Linked DNA regions of Homo sapiens: region 2 is linked to region 1. A link is a contact called in ENCODE Hi-C data. All regions are on one chromosome and are shown on one strand. The core of a region is the stretch at or near the end of the contact, and the rest is flanking DNA. Distances in the headings are between cores, read along the strand shown.

The links. A loop is a pair of places that touch in the nucleus more often than their neighbours do. Pooled maps may share reads with other maps.
Region 2: a loop to region 1 is called in a pooled map, with 12 times the contacts of the local background. The contact joins the promoter of SOX1 here to the promoter of NALF1 in region 1. A Hi-C loop is called at or near these places in 1 of 168 maps with a recorded cell type or tissue (naive thymus-derived CD4-positive, alpha-beta T cell), 1 of 37 single-sample maps with no recorded cell type and 6 of 50 pooled maps.

What each region holds. Positions count from the first base shown.
Region 1 is chr13:107,866,246-107,872,151 of GRCh38, forward strand. NALF1 (NALCN channel auxiliary factor 1) reads right to left here and starts at 1,251. Exons shown (of 3, transcript NM_001080396.3): 1 at 1-1,251. The coding sequence starts at 351. It overlaps LOC124903206 (heparan sulfate glucosamine 3-O-sulfotransferase 4-like), which reads left to right and starts at 428. Exons shown (of 1, transcript XM_047430833.1): 1 at 428-5,906. The coding sequence starts at 652. The coding sequence ends at 1,215. RefSeq lists an enhancer at 1,719-2,287.
Region 2 is chr13:112,063,856-112,068,962 of GRCh38, forward strand. It overlaps SOX1 (SRY-box transcription factor 1), which reads left to right and starts at 3,294. Exons shown (of 1, transcript NM_005986.3): 1 at 3,294-5,107. The coding sequence starts at 3,804. The coding sequence ends at 4,979. The region is part of intron 1 of SOX1-OT (SOX1 overlapping transcript); the gene reads left to right.

The sequences.
Region 1 (5,906 bases), core at 1-2,500:
GGCGGCGGGCGAGGACTCCCCCATGCTCGCCAGGAGCGCGGGCCAGGAGGGCTCCTGCTGCCGCCGCTGCTGCTGCTGCTGCTGCCGCTGCCTCTGCTGCTGCTGCTGCTGCTGCTGCTGCCGCTGCTGCTGCTGGTGCTCCTTGTCCCGGGCCCGGGTCAGCTTGGCCTCGGCGCAGAACCACAAGTGATCAGAGAGCAGGACTGTGAAAAACAAGAGAGATGCCAGAGACAGTCGCCATTTCTGAGCCCTCTCGGAATCGATGAACGGTTTCTCGTTCTCTCGGGGTGCTGCCAACCAGATTTTTAAGCCGTCGTCATACTGCCGACACATCCAAGCACCCCTGGTCATATTTTGGGAACGCACAGCCCTGGCCGACTCCACCGTGAGGGCGCCTGTGCCGGTGTCACCACAATATGCATTGACTTAAAGGGTTTAATTTCCTTATCCCCTCCTCCCGTTTCTTCTCTCTCCTCTCTCTCTTTCTCTCTCTTCCCCTCTCCCTCTCTCCTCTCTCTCTCTCTCCCTCTCCCTCTCTTTTATCTCTCTCTGTCTCTTTTGCCTACATAAATATTACCAGGCTTTGAAGGAAGGTCTGACTTGCTTCCTAATCATCAGCCGACCCCATCCTCTGTAGAGTGGGAAACAATAATGGAGAGAGAGAGAGAGAGAGAGACGGAGGAGGCTGGTGCTGGTGGCCGGCGGCGAGGCTGGGTGCAGGGGGCGATGGTGGAGGTGACAGGGTGGCTGGCGCGGCTCCGGTCACCCAGGCATTGTCAGCGCGCGGGTCCCCATGGCCCCGCGGAGCCCAGCCCGCTCTCCCCTGCCAGGGGCATGCCGCGCCTCCGCTGCCCACTGACGGCGCCCGGAGCGCCTCCCCTCCTCCTCCTCCTCCTCCTCTTCTTCTCCTCCTCTTCCTCCTCCTTCCTTTCCTTCTCCTTCTTCTTCTCCTCCGCCTCCCGCTCCTGCTCCGCGCTGGCTCTCCCAGAGTCCGGAGCCTGGGCTGCCTCCGGCGGGGCGCTCCCTCCCCCCCACCCCCCACCCCGCGCTCTAAGTGCTGCCGCCGCCGCCGCCGCCGCCGCCGCTGCCGCAGGGCCGCCCGCGGGCGCCGCCGCCGGGGCTCCGACTGCTGACGCCGCCTCCCGCGGAGCTCCGGGCCGAATCGCCTGGGCTGGGCCTCCCGAGAGCCACAGTCATCTTCAGTCCGCGGGCTAAGTTGCCGCCATCTTCGTCCTGGAGAAACACTTTTTTGGGGGGAGCGCTGGCTTTTGCGTCATCTCCTCCCGCGCCGAGCTCGCTCCATCCTGGCGCAGTGGCGCCGGCTCGGCCCGGGAGGAGGGAGAAGGCGCGCGGGGGCGGGCGGCGGCGGGGCCGCGGGGCCCGGGGGCCCCCGCCCGGCTCCCCGGGCTCAGGCGCCTGCTCTTTCCTTTCTGTCCCCCTGTCCACGATATTTTGTTTTAATCACTGAAGAGAAAAATAAAAGTCAGACTGCGGACGGCATGGCCGGTGAGGCTCCTCGCGGCCGCGCCGCCCGCACGCTCTGGCTCCGGGAAGCGTCCGAGTTGCAGGCGCCCGGGCAGAGGTCTCTACTGGTGCGAGGGTCTGGGCAGAGTCCTCTCAACTAAGGACCGAGCCACTTCGGATGGAAGGTGGGGGTCCGCGGAGGAAGCTCGAATTGGCTAGAGGAGGGATGAGGTGACATTTGGTCTCTGAATGCGTCTCGGATCCCGGACCGCGAGATCCATCGCTCCCAGTGCGTGCAGTTATTCCGTCCTGCTGTGTGACACGGGAGAATGGCGCGCACGCCTGTGCACCTGCATCGACCGTGTAGCTGCCTGGGTGACAGCCACCCATTTGTCTATGTTTTCTTTCCTATTCTAAAGTAAACGATTAGAAGTGGCCTCATAGAGTCTTAGGAAGAAACAGTAAGCCCTGTGCCACCCGGGGTCACTGCCTAGCCCTGCCCTCCGCGCGCACCGTCCGCGTCTCCGAGGGCTCCTCCTCGGACCTGGACCCTCTGGAGCGGCTTCGACCCTCCCTCTGCCCCCGCTGCCTGCGTCCAGACCCCCTCCCGGGTGGGCTCCTCCGAGGACCTCCGCAGCCGCGGGCGAGCTGGGTGCCTGCGAGTCGCCGCCGCAGTCTGAGCCTCTGGTGCCCCTTAGCGTTGGCTCTCGGAGTTCTGAGAAGGGAAAGGAGACAGACACTCTGGGAAAATCTGGGGTCACCTCGATTCCGGCTCCTACGCTGGATGCCGTGGGCAAGCATCGGTCTCCTTTGATCTGAAGATCCTGCCCACTCCGCCCCTTGCCCCTGCCAGACCCGCGGGAGCAGCAGGTGGCGTGGGTGCCAGACGCTGCCGGTGCGCACCGAGTGCAGCGCTGCCCCGGCTCGCCCCGGGGGTCGCGTGGGACAGCGGTTTGCGGTGTCGCCCTCTCTGCGGTGCTTTCCAAGGACCCTCATGCCCCGCCCGGGTGCACATTCACCACATGGGTCTTACTAGGTGACCTCTTTCTAAGTAAAATGCATTGAGAAACCAAAGGGATGGGGCATCCGTATCCATTTTCCTTTAAGGAGCGCTGTGGGTGTTGGGGATGCGGGAGAAGTAGGTGTTTTTTAAAGAGAAAATTGCAAAACCTCTTGGGCAGGATTCGACCTACTAGCCTCTTCTGCTGCATAATAAGGTACTGTATACACTAAATTTTACCCCTAAAAATTTTCAGTTCTTACCAACTATAGGTAATGATCATCCAAAAGCCGCGTCCTGTTTGATGGCTGGTTTACTCAAGTGTCATGTAGTGTTTTAAAAGACGATTTGTGTAAGTAGATCATTCTAGTACTTTCGATTTCAGTGTGTTGAATTTCTGAGTAATGTCAGTTTTTCCTCATAATACAGACAAAATTATTATTTATTAACCAGATTGTTTATTAATCAGGACTGTACTGTACATGCCACAATATTTCTTAACTAAATACGAGTGCATACATTCTCGCTGACATAACTATTATTATACAAGTACAGTTTGTGCATTGTAAAAAAGGTGTAAAAATCAGAAGAGCAATTTAAAAAGTCATGGTGATATCAACACCCAGATATAATCAGTATTTTCATTTTACAGCATCTTCCTAACATTTTTATTTTGTATTACTAATTTCCTGTTTTGTGATATTCACTAGTCCAGCATTTTCGAAGGATTGAAGTATGATAGAATACACATCCACACTTATTAGATAATAATATATTTCCCTTCAATAATGCATTAATTTTAATCAGACACAAACATTTTAATGGTGGCTGAGATTATTAGCATCCAATGTCTTACTCTGCATGTGTGATTAAATCAGAAAGAGAACGAAAACTAGGGGAAATAAAATAAACAATATAAATTTAAAGGTTCATAATTATCAAACAAGGAACCGAAGCAAAAGAAGACTCTGTGACTTATCTTATTACTATTCAGATCTAGTAAAAATCATGTCTCAGAAGGTAGTTCAGTGATACTTAGTAAAAGTCTTATATACTGCATTAAAATAATAGTGTTTAATCTATTTTTACTTTATGTAACAGACTATAGTTAATTATTTTTAAGTAAGCTGGGCCTTGCCTTCCTCTAATGTTTCTCATGAATTAGGATATTTTTATAAAAGACAATTTTAAGGACGCAAGCCCACTGAAAGTAAACTGTTGAGAACCAATTTGACTTTTGTTTGTTGTGTGTTGGTTCTAGAATGAACTGTTGGAAGACAGATAAAAGACCAAGTCTGGCCTCTTGAAGCTTAGTCAAGGGGCAGATAATACTAACTAGGCCAACAATTACAATACAAGGTAATCTGTGAAGATTAGCATGTTTTGAGACTTCAGAGTAGAGCAGTAAACTCCAGTTGGATTTTAAGAGGGACTAGGGATAGATAGGAATTGGGGACATTTAACGGGAGCAGAAAGAAGTCTTCTAGGGAGGAGAAAAGGACAATTCAGAAGGACAGCAAATTTCAAGGACTTGGGACCTTGAAGGAGCCCAGGGCACTGGTAGGACTACTGACAGATAAGTGGGCTGTGTTGTGTGTGACCTGTATATTGGGAGGGGGTAAGGGAAGAGGCTGGAGAGAAAGGCTGGGGCTCTGTTATGAATGATACTGTATAATACTCAAAGGAAATTGGCTTTTCTCCTGAAAGAGATGGATTCATTAAGGAAATTTAGATTGTGACTTCAATGTTCGTTTTCATGAACATCACTGTTCACTAAAATCAAAACGAGAAATATGTTTGGAGAAGGCGTTAACTAGATTAGTAAATGTTGATTCTTATTAGCTTATCAGCTAAAATATTGCATAGTGGCAAGGAAGAGCAAATAGCTTGGCTGGAATGTAGGTTTCATTTATATCAGGAAAATCAGGCTGTGGAGTCTAGAAACTCCTACGTAGGTTTTACCTAGGAGTGTGACTAATGGAATAGAGAAGTTTAATAGCACCAGCACATTTCAGAAGGCTGCTGAATAGTAGACAGTTGCAAATACATTATATTGAGGGATCTGCTAACAGGATGTACTCTGAACAAGAAAACATTGCAGAAACAATCTACATGTATATCATAGCTCCAGGATTACTGTTCAGGGGGTCATTTATGTTTATAACCTTCAAAAATTCAAAGCTCTTACGTTATTTGATCATGCTTATTTTCATGGGAATCAGTGCTTTTATTCCTATTTAAATGGCTAAAGTTGTTATGCATTGGGAGATGGGTTTCTTATTCTGCCTTTACGTTATAAAAACAACAAAATGATATATTTGTTGTCTTCTCAAGTATTTATCCTTATCCCTTAAAATTAACATCTGCCAAATAATTTTACCAAAGAAAAACAGGCAAATCCAGAATATCTTCTTATCTAGTGAAGGCCATTGCTTAAATATGTCCACTCCATAAATCAAGTAAATAACAACCCCAAGATATTTTCTTTTTTCACACTGAATGCATCCTGAAAACACGAAATTAGGTACACCCTTTGTTGTTCTCATATACTGTTTATGTGACACATATAAGTGAAAATGGATTATGCTCTTATATACACATTAATCTCAAAAAAGACTTTTGTGCTTTTAGAATTCACAGGCAATGTGCAAATTCTTGATGAGCATGTCTACATTTTCTACTTATTTTTGTGGTTGTAGTTTTGAGATGGAGTCTAGCTCTGTCCCCTGGGCTGGAGTGCAATGGTGCGATCATAGCTCACTTCAGTCTCAAAATCCTGGGCTCAAGAGATTGTCCCACCTCAGCCTACCGAGCAGCTAGAACCGCAGGTGCATGTCACCATGTCCAGCTAATTTTTATTTTTACTTTTATTTTTTGTAGAGATGTGGTCTCCCTGTATTGCCCAGTCTGGCCTAGAACTCCTGGCCTCAACTGATCCTCCTGACTCAGTCTCTCAAAGTGCTGGGATTACAGGCATGAGCCACCACACTGGCAAATGTCTACATTTTTTAAAACAAATTAAACATAAAGAGCTCATAAAGAATAGTCAAAGTTTATTTGTGGAAAAATATAAGACTGATCTATAAGCTTTTAATTCCACTATAATTTGTGAATGTAAACCTCTCTTTAAGATAAAAGCAGATTCTAGCATCATGAGGTACCTGAGGGCTCTAGTTAGTTACCAAGATGGGAAATGTGCCTGGGGCTTTCTGTAATTGCATTTCCACCTTGATTTGATAGGGTTGATTTGGCAAACTAGCATTTTCTCTCTATCTGTGTACTTCCACCATGCTCCAGCTCAGTGATTTTCTAATGTTGGTGGGCAGAGAATCAAGTAGAGACTTAGTCAACTTGGGCCCCTCTCCAGAGACCTGCCTCAGTAGAACTAGGCTGGGGTCCAAGGAAACTATTTTTAACAAGAACCCCTTAGTAACTTTTTCTA
Region 2 (5,107 bases), core at 2,044-4,543, 4.2 Mb after region 1:
CATATATGTGTGCGTGTAACTTCTAGGGATGGCTTGGTTCTGGATTGGCTTTGAAGATTATGACCACAGGTTACATACAACAATAGAAAGTGTCTTTATCCACATTTCTAAGTTGATCTTCGCTTTGGCATTTTGAGCAAAGAGGCACAATGAAGTTTCTGAGCTGCCAAAAAAGCAAGTTTGGTCAATCAACAGTGACAGTAACCCTGTGCCTGGGGGTCTAGACTTCCTATTACATTACTTGGGAATAGGGAAGTCAGTGTTCAAATCTCCAGGAGTCCAGCCTTTGGGAAAGTACTGGGTTTGAAGGAGGTAACTGCCAACTTGGCTGGAGGTAGAAGGGAGAAGGAGGTGCTTTTCAAACTGGTTTTGGACTGTCTTCTCTCTTCTTAAAGAGTCACTGAGGAAAGAGTTTAGAAGGAGCAAGAAATTGAGGCTTCCAGAAGCCATCGATCACCAGCAGGAGTTAATATTATGCTCGTCAATCCTCATGCCAGGAATGAAGGCACAGAGGTCTAGCATGCAGTGCCCTGTGCTGCCTAATTGGCACTGCCTGCTGCTGCCAATCATTTATCGCTTGGCAACAAGTTACACCTGCAGCTTTGGTTTAATACTTATGCAGGTGGCCACACATAGTGCGTGCAGCCGCTTGGGCCTAGGGAACATCTCGTCACTGAAGAGGGCTTATGGAGAGCACCCTGAACGTTGAGCACTAGTGTGAGCTCACAGGATGCTAAACCATTTTCCTCTTATTTAGATGCTCTGAAAAACAAGGGTAACGTCGTATTTGGAAACAATTTTCGGGACTATGGTAGAAAAAAAGTAGACCATTTCAAAGTCAGCTATCCAAGTTCCCCAAAGCATAAAGCATTCCTGCAAAGCACACTGGAGTGCAGGGTGTTTATAAAATAAATTGCTCCATTGATATGGAAAATAATGTGCCAAGCCTGATTCATACAAAGCATTTTCAGGGAGTCTTAAGCTATTTAGTTTAAACTCTAAATTGAAAAGCAGAGGAAAGAAATCTTTCAACTGCTAAGTGGATAATATAGTTTATAATTTGTAAACCATTTCCTTTATTTCAGTCTTGCTGACTTTCCATAACACACTGGATCTCACTGCACACCCATTGCCTCCTAAATTATCAAAGAAAAAAATGGGGCTATAGCATTCCCAAACAATATTATTGCTCCTTTTTTGTTCATTCACAATGTAACTGATATTTGTAGGTAGTGCATGTAACAAATCAAAAGATTTAACAAACTCGACTGGTGAAATAAGAAGGTAGTTGGAAGCCCAGTTTATAACCTAGATATTTAGTGAAAAAATAAATATAAAATGATGTTCCCTTTCTAATATAATTATATATTACTTGATGGATTTACTAGTAAATGCTGAATGGCCTGGAATGAAAGCAGTTTAATCTGCAGAGAGATCAATTTGCTGTTGCACTTCACACTGTAGCAACCCTGCAATAATAAAACAAACCCTACAGTAATAATCATAGCAATTGAGAGGAAATAAAGCATTATTCTTTTACCTTGGACAAGCAACAGGGTCAAGAAATTCACAACCTCAGAAGTTTTTTTAAGAGGAAAAAAAAGGTGTCACGTGTTCGCTGCCCAACAGACTCAAACATCCTATTACTCCTATTACCGTTATCATCATCTTTACTGAATATTCCTACTACAAGACAGGCAGACATGTGACATGCGGTGAAGGTTCTACTTTACCCACCACCAATCTCCACAAGCACTCTCATCTCAGGGTGCCTCGGGGAGGGCAGAGGAGGAATACTTGGGCTCAAAAGTCGTCTTTGGACCACTTTCAGATCAGTCTGGTGGAAACGGTAGTGTGAGCGCTATGCTACTTGAGACTGCGTTTGAAAATCTCTTTCACGTTCCCAAATCAAAGCCACTTTGAGGTTTAAGAATGATAACCACAGGTGAATGCCTTACTCTTTCCACGAGCCAGGCCTTTCCTTTGCATGACGCAGACCGGCGGCTGAGACCCGTCCTGAGGCCCCGCCTTTCATTCGGTTTATGTGGCCCCGCGCAGTTCACGCAGTTTTCTCCGTTCTTAGGCAACCAGCTCGTGGGAAATTCACTCCAGAAAAGCGTGCGCCATATCATTATTTTGCGATTCAACAAACTTTTTCAACTGTTGTTCAGGAACTAGATTCCAGATAGATCTTGTTGTGTTCGGCCTTCCTAGAAATTCCTTTTCCAGAGGAAGAAGATCCGGGTTGGGAAGAGTGCGTGACTATGGCCCCGGGCTCATTGAAAGACTCCTCCCCACAAAAGTTTAGGGCTGATACTAAACGAAGCTATGGAGCCATGCCCACACAAATACTCCCCCTTTACCCGAATTGTGGGGCCTGGACTGTGAAGGCCTTCGCTGCAAGAGCGGGCACTGGCGAACTTCAGTGCACGCCGCGGCCGAGAACGGATGCAGGGCGGGGGATGGCTGAGCCGCCTGATCCTTGCAGAGAACCTGCAGGGGCCCTCGGAGGGTATCCCCTGCGTCCAAGGGAGCGCCCCTCCTTTTCAGCACTCGGGGGAACTGAGGGCGACGTGCCAGCCCCGCACTCAACTTTCCCCTTCCCTGCAGGCACAGAGTTGGCCGGCGGGGGCAGAGGAGGAGCTGGGTCTCCACTGCGCCCGTTTAAACCTGGCCAGGGGCTGCGTTTCCTCCCCCCACCCCACGACGATCCTTTCTTAGTCTTCGCTTTTCAACCCAATCGTTAATCATTCGGAACGCGCGGGCGGGGAGCGGCGAGGAGGGCGAGCTCGGGGTTCGCCGCCGCCGCCGCCGCCGCGCGCGCGCGCTCAGGAAGCGGTGTGGCTGTCACCCCCTCCCGGGCCTCCTCCCCCCTCCTTCCTGCTTTGCTCCCCCTCCTTCCTCCCCTCCTCCCCGCTCCGCCGCCCGCGCCCAGTGTATCTACTCCCTCCCCACGTCACTCGCCAGCGCGCCATGCAAATCACCGCCGCCGCCGGCTCCCATTGGCCGCGGCGCGCTCATTTAATGGCAGCCCGGGCCCGGCGTATGGCTGCTGGGCCCCGCGCGCCGCCGGCCCCGCGTGCGCCTCCGCTCCGAGCGCACGGCCCCGGGCAGGCAGCGGGCAGCCCATCCCGGGCTCGGCGGCCCCGGCTCTCCGGCCCTCTCCGCGAGCCCGCGCTCCTCCCGCTGTCCCCGGGCCCCTCCCTGGCTGCACCGTAATCGCCCCCTGCAGGCCCCCCTGCGCCTCCCCCCCCCCGCCACTGGCGCCTGGCTTCCCCCGGGCACCTGGGACCAGCACATGCCCAGCGCACGCGGCGCGCCGCCCTGCTAGAAGTTGCAGCCTCCGAGTTGGAGGCCGCTGAGGACCGAGCGCAGGAGGAAGGAGACAGCGCGCAGCGGCGGCCGGCGAGGAGACAGCACACCCCGGGCCGGGCCCAGCGCACCGCTCCCGGCCCCAAAAGCGGAGCTGCAACTTGGCCACGACTGCACCTGTTTGCACCGCTCCGCCGAGGGCGCCTGGGCTGCGGTGGCGGCGAAGACGGCGACCCCGACCGTCGGCCTCTTTGGCAAGTGGTTTGTGCATCAGGAGAAACTTTCCACCTGCGAGCCGAACCGGCGCCGAGTGCGTGTGTTTCTGCCTTTTTTTGTTGTCGTTGCCTCCACCCCTCCCCATTCTTCTCTCCGCTAGGACCCCCCCGCCCCCGTCTCACTCCGTCTGAATTCCTCTCCGTCTCCCTCCCACCCCGGCCGTCTATGCTCCAGGCCCTCTCCTCGCGGTGCCGGTGAACCCGCCAGCCGCCCCGATGTACAGCATGATGATGGAGACCGACCTGCACTCGCCCGGCGGCGCCCAGGCCCCCACGAACCTCTCGGGCCCCGCCGGGGCGGGCGGCGGCGGGGGCGGAGGCGGGGGCGGCGGCGGCGGCGGGGGCGCCAAGGCCAACCAGGACCGGGTCAAACGGCCCATGAACGCCTTCATGGTGTGGTCCCGCGGGCAGCGGCGCAAGATGGCCCAGGAGAACCCCAAGATGCACAACTCGGAGATCAGCAAGCGCCTGGGGGCCGAGTGGAAGGTCATGTCCGAGGCCGAGAAGCGGCCGTTCATCGACGAGGCCAAGCGGCTGCGCGCGCTGCACATGAAGGAGCACCCGGATTACAAGTACCGGCCGCGCCGCAAGACCAAGACGCTGCTCAAGAAGGACAAGTACTCGCTGGCCGGCGGGCTCCTGGCGGCCGGCGCGGGTGGCGGCGGCGCGGCTGTGGCCATGGGCGTGGGCGTGGGCGTGGGCGCGGCGGCCGTGGGCCAGCGCCTGGAGAGCCCAGGCGGCGCGGCGGGCGGCGGCTACGCGCACGTCAACGGCTGGGCCAACGGCGCCTACCCCGGCTCGGTGGCGGCGGCGGCGGCGGCCGCGGCCATGATGCAGGAGGCGCAGCTGGCCTACGGGCAGCACCCGGGCGCGGGCGGCGCGCACCCGCACGCGCACCCCGCGCACCCGCACCCGCACCACCCGCACGCGCACCCGCACAACCCGCAGCCCATGCACCGCTACGACATGGGCGCGCTGCAGTACAGCCCCATCTCCAACTCGCAGGGCTACATGAGCGCGTCGCCCTCGGGCTACGGCGGCCTCCCCTACGGCGCCGCGGCCGCCGCCGCCGCCGCTGCGGGCGGCGCGCACCAGAACTCGGCCGTGGCGGCGGCGGCGGCGGCGGCGGCCGCGTCGTCGGGCGCCCTGGGCGCGCTGGGCTCTCTGGTGAAGTCGGAGCCCAGCGGCAGCCCGCCCGCCCCAGCGCACTCGCGGGCGCCGTGCCCCGGGGACCTGCGCGAGATGATCAGCATGTACTTGCCCGCCGGCGAGGGGGGCGACCCGGCGGCGGCAGCAGCGGCCGCGGCGCAGAGCCGGCTGCACTCGCTGCCGCAGCACTACCAGGGCGCGGGCGCGGGCGTGAACGGCACGGTGCCCCTGACGCACATCTAGCGCCTTCGGGACGCCGGGGACTCTGCGGCGGCGACCCACGAGCTCGCGGCCCGCGCCCGGCTCCCGCCCCGCCCCGGCGCGGCGTGGCTTTTGTACAGACGTTCCCACATTCTTGTCAAAAGGAAAAT